Linked DNA regions of Homo sapiens: region 1 is linked to region 2. Evidence: read pairs that join two places in POLR2A ChIA-PET (ENCODE). Cell type or tissue: PC-9. All regions are shown on one strand.

Evidence for each region. Peaks named below come from ENCODE experiments on the same cell type or tissue, not always from the same donor. Only the 100,000 strongest peaks of a DNase experiment are listed, where the experiment ranks them.
Region 1: POLR2A ChIA-PET joins it to region 2 with 12 read pairs; 2 of 35 experiments call an interaction of 5 or more read pairs at or near these places.

Annotation. Positions count from the first base shown.
Region 1 is chr1:32,785,821-32,788,320 of GRCh38, reverse strand. It overlaps YARS1 (tyrosyl-tRNA synthetase 1), which reads left to right. Exons shown (of 13, transcript NM_003680.4): 7 at 1,246-1,381; 8 at 1,874-1,959. Among named protein-coding and RNA genes, the nearest start is that of YARS1, 30 kb to the left of the region's middle. RefSeq lists an enhancer at 794-1,993. In PC-9, a CTCF peak has its summit at 1,267; no DNase peak of the experiment used is centred here; H3K27ac peaks cover 646 bases.
Region 2 is chr1:32,195,661-32,198,160 of GRCh38, reverse strand. It overlaps TXLNA (taxilin alpha), which reads right to left. Exons shown (of 11, transcript NM_175852.4): 11 at 1-2,500. It also overlaps a transcript of CCDC28B not described here. Among named protein-coding and RNA genes, the nearest start is that of CCDC28B, 3.7 kb to the left of the region's middle. In PC-9, no CTCF peak of the experiment used is centred here; no DNase peak of the experiment used is centred here.

The DNA of each region.
Region 1 (2,500 bases), 590 kb before region 2:
TATAATTGCACCACTGTACTCCATCCTGAGCAACAGAGCGAGACCATCTGAAAAGAAAAAAAATTGTAAGTAAGGACCAGGTAGCCACTCAGAAATACTTAAAAGATAGACATTTATTCTCCAACTACAAATTCATAACAATTTTGTGTGCTATAAACAAAGCCTGAGAAGAATATAAAAAATAAAATAGTTTAATTTGTTAGATGGCAGGATTGTGAGTGGTTTTTCACTGTCGCCCAGGCTGGAGTGTAGTGGCATGATCATGCCTCACTGCACTTTCAACCTCAGGCTCAAGTGATCCTCCTGCCTCAGCCTCCTGAGTAGCTGGGACCACAGGCGCGTACAACCACACCCAGCTAATTTTTTATTTTCAGTAGAGATGAGGTTTTTCTATGTTGCCCACACTGGTCTTGAACTCCTGGGCTCAAGCGACTCTCCAGCCTCCCAAAGTGATAAGACTACAGGTGTGAGCCACTGTGCCCAGCCAAATGTTAAAATATTTTTATTGCCCGGGTGCAGTGGCTCACACCTGTAATCCCAGCACTTTGAGAGGCCAAGGCGGGGCAGATCACGAGGTCAGGAGATCGAGACCATCCTGGCTACCACGGTGAAACCCTGTCTCTACTAAAAATACAAAAACAAAATTAGCTGGGCGTGGTGACAGGCACCTGTAATCCCAGCTATTCGGGAGGCTGAGGCGGGAGAATGGCGTGAACCCAGGAGGCGGAGCTTCCAGTGAGCTCAGATGGCGCCACTGCACTCCAGCCTGGGCAACAGAGTGAGACTCCGTCTCAAAAAAAAAAAAAAATCTTTATTTATTTATTTTTACCACATCCACAGGAAAATATCTGCAAGTACCTAATGTTAAAATCTTTGTAAAAAGAATTTTTTTAGCGAGGCACAGTGGCTCACACCTTTAATCCCAGCACTTTTTGGGAGGCCAAGGCAGGAGAGTTGCTTGAGCCCAGAAGTTTGAGACCAGCCTGGGCCACATGATGAAACCCTGTCTCTACAAAAAATAGAATTACCTGGGCATGGTGACACATTCCTGTAGTCCCAGCTTTCCAGGAGGCTGAGATGGGAGAATCTCTTGAGCCCAGGAGGCTGAGGCTGCAGTGAGCCATGATTGTGCCACTGCACTCCAGCCTGGGTGACAGAGAAGAAAAAACAAAATTTAACTTATATTAGTTGAGCATATTCTCATTTTCAACCACAAGAGGTCCTCTTCCGTTCTATGACTTCTAGGAGTCCAAGATTGATCTCCTTGATCGGAAGGAGGATGTGAAGAAAAAACTGAAGAAGGCCTTCTGTGAGCCAGGAAATGTGGAGAACAATGGGGTTCTGTCCTTCATCAAGCATGTCCTTTTTCCCCTTAAGTCCGGTAACACTCTCTGTTTTCTTCCTAGAGGCCAGGCTAGAATAGAAAAGTTCGTGCTGTGATCATACTTGTGATTTGTCACAGACTCTTCCTTCAGGGACTGGCTGCCCTGATTCTCTGCTCTGATTTCTTATATATTAAAGTATGAATGATGTTGGGATGTAATTTAATTGTCCATATATTCGTTACCAGGCTAGGTTCTGAGGGAATACTGGAGTGGGCAGAGGTGTTAGAAGTAAGGGTGGGGGCAGACATGTTGAACTAGAGGAATACAACAAAATAGATATAAGCCACAAGCCTTCCCCTGAAGCAGCTGAGATGCTAGCTGGGTATACAATAGTGCCACTCATCCAATTTAAGAATAATACCATACAATAAAGTTCAGAATATATGGCAAAAACTACAAATAGTCATGCATGTGGGCTAGGAATAGTCATGCATGTGAGCTAGGAATGCTGTCAATGAGTTTGTTGACATGGATCCTTTTCCTTATAGAGTTTGTGATCCTACGAGATGAGAAATGGGGTGGAAACAAAACCTACACAGCTTACGTGGACCTGGAAAAGGACTTTGCTGCTGAGGTAACATGAAAGGAAAAGGAATCCTTTCATGAAGATCTGTATTTTGTTATTTTTTGCTGACTGTTAGAACTTGTTTAGAACAACTTGTTCTGTGTAAAAGTGAGCTGCCTGCTATTTTTGCTCTACTTTTGGTAATCTCACTAGTGTCCATTTTCCTTCAAAATTGCAGTTTTGGTTAAAGTTTCTTGTCAGTTAGCTTTTCTGACTTAGGAATTTTGTTAATACAGATGGATTTCTATCCCTCGGGGCCCTTTCCTTACCTGGCAGGGACTCTGTCTCACCTCTTCTCAGGAAACATTTCTTATCAGTAAATGTCTGTAATCTTATACACACGAGTGGTCCCTTTAGGATGTACAAAAGCAGTACTCATTCAGTAGAAACCATACTTCTTCAAGTACCCATACAACCATTCTGTTTTTCACTTTCTGTATTCAATAAATTACATGAGATACTAAAAAAAAAAAAAAAAAAGAAAATGGGCTGGGTGCAGCAGCTCACACCTGTAATCCCAGCACTTTGGGAGGCCGAGGTGGGTGGATCA
Region 2 (2,500 bases):
GCTGGGCCATAAGGAAAGCAGTTACAGGGACAGAAGGCAGCTCCCTTCCCCCAGGAAGGGCAAGAGGAGCAGGTGCCTGGCTGTCCCTGGGGTGACCACCTCTGTGCTGTGCAAGGCGGAAAGGCTGGGGCAGCAGCTGGAGAATCAGCTCAGCAGGCCTTGGCCCTCCCCCGTGGACACCAGGCAGCTCCACTGGCCTCCGGGTCAGCCCTCAGGGCCACCGTGATGGGGTGGAGGAGGGTTAAATAACCATCTTTACAGAAATAACAGTCTCCTACAGAAAGTGCCTGAGCTCAGCCCATGGTCCGATAACCTCATGGAAAACAAACAACAAATAAAAAAAAAAAGTGCTGCTGACACCTCTCAGAATCTGGTGGACATGAAGCTCTCAGCTGGACAAGGCCCTGAAAACAATTTACTATTAGCAGAGCCATGCGCTCTTGAGCTTCACCTGCTGTGGTCCCCTGGAGGAAAAGCTAGCAATCTAAGAAACCAACACAGATCTTGGTCCTAAAACTGAGGTCACAAGTGTGGGACCCACCCAGGTGAGGAAGACACTGGCCTTCACTCATGGATAGGCACCTCCCCTGCATCTGGCCCAGGACCTGGGCTACTTTGGAAAGCAGAAGCAGAGCAGCTGTAGTGATTGGTTGATTTGGTCAATGAAGAGAAGAAAAAGGTAGGGAACCTCATCTGCAGACTGGCCTGAAGGTCTAGACATGGATGGAGCTGTGAGCAAAGGCTGCACCTTGCCTGGGGCCCACATTCCTGACCTGGGAAACCCAGCTGGGGCCACCTGCTCACTGTGGCCTCCTACACCACCACACTGGGATCCAGCAGCTCCAGTCCCTCCACAGGCATTAAGAGGTAGCTGAAGTGTGAGTCAGGCAATTATGTGGGCCACTGTAGGCCTTTCCCCTCTCTTCAAGGGGGAAGGTGCATACCTCTGCCTCTTCCCTGCACCTCTCTCGCCTAGCAAACACTCTGTGAGGTTGGCAGCTCTTGTACCAGCTTAGCCTGGCACAGGGGCTGGGGTAGGGAAAAGGCCCTACTGGAGCAGGAAGAGGCAAGGACTACTCCAGACAGAGGGATTCAAAGGGGAAGAAAAAGGTCATGGGAAACACTTCACAGGACAGCAGTATCTCAGCCAGAGATGGCAGAGATCTCAACACTCACACAGCTGCTTGAGGGCACCTAGATGTGAAGGATACACCAGAGAATAGCAGGCAACTCTGATGCAGATCAGTGGTACCTGCCCTGGGGCAGGAGAAGGAGAAATGGTGTGCCATTCATTTGCCATCTCTGGTCTCAGTCACACATGATTCAGTACTTAACATTCTTTGTGAACCAACTTATCTGAGAGATTTAAGGTAAGGGCTAAAAGAGTGGGCTAGGTATGGAAGATGAAGGGACCTGCAGGACAATGAACTAGCTTCAAAGAAAAACAGCAAGAAGCAAAGCCCTAACCATCCTATCCATCTTGGTCTGAGTCATTCTGTTGTCCCAGAAAACTGCTTGGCACAAACACTGGCTAATACCCTGGCAAGTTTGCAACAGCAGAACATTCAGCATATAGAATGGCTCTACACAGTACATAGTAGTTATGTACTGGAGTGGGGGTAGAACAGGACACAGAAACAACTGTCTGCAGCCATTTTATGGATTTCTGGGGCCCAGTCAATAGTTCAATTTCATTTCTTACCTGTTAGACAACAGCTATGGGCTCCCACACAGGAAGAAGTAGAATCCCCAAGGACAGGCAGGGAGGTGCCAGGAAATAGAATCAGGACAAATCTTGAGGATTGCACATGTGGGGGTGGGGGCAGGAAGCAGAAAAACCCATGAAGCCAAAGAGGCAGCTGGACATGGGACCCAGCAACTGCTGCATGGAGACAGTGCTGATGGGAACTGGTGGTGGCCTCTCAGGACTGAAACCCACAGGTAAGCTTGTGGCAAAGCCATCAGAAGCCCTTTCCTTTCTTTTACCACAAACAACCTGATCTCACCAAACAGGAAACCTCAGCATCAAGATGGCAAAGGAGCCAAGTGGGGTGGTGAAGGAGGTGGGACACTGGAGGCCAGGCACCCAGGCACCACTGCTACAGCATCCCTCTTCCTTGGAAGGTCCTCAATACAAACACTGTCATGTGCAAAAAAAAAAGAAAAAGAAAAAAAAAAAAAAAGAAAAAGAAATAAAGAAAAAAACACCTTCAGAAATAATCCTTTGGGTGATCTCTTGTCAATCATTTGTGCAGGCTAGAGAGGCACCTGTGAATGATAAGGCTACTGAGAAGCATCATTGGCCTGGTCCTGGCACTACCAAAGGGCAGGGGAAGCGATGCCCAAGGGGCTCCTGACCAGCACATCATCCCACGCAAAAACATTCTCCAGGTCCCTTGTTCCAGGCAGGAAATCCCCAGCTCTGAGCGCCCTGCCAGGGCTCTGCCTAGGGACACCTTTTCCAGGTCTAGAGAATCAAAGGAGCCTCCAGAGCAGCTAG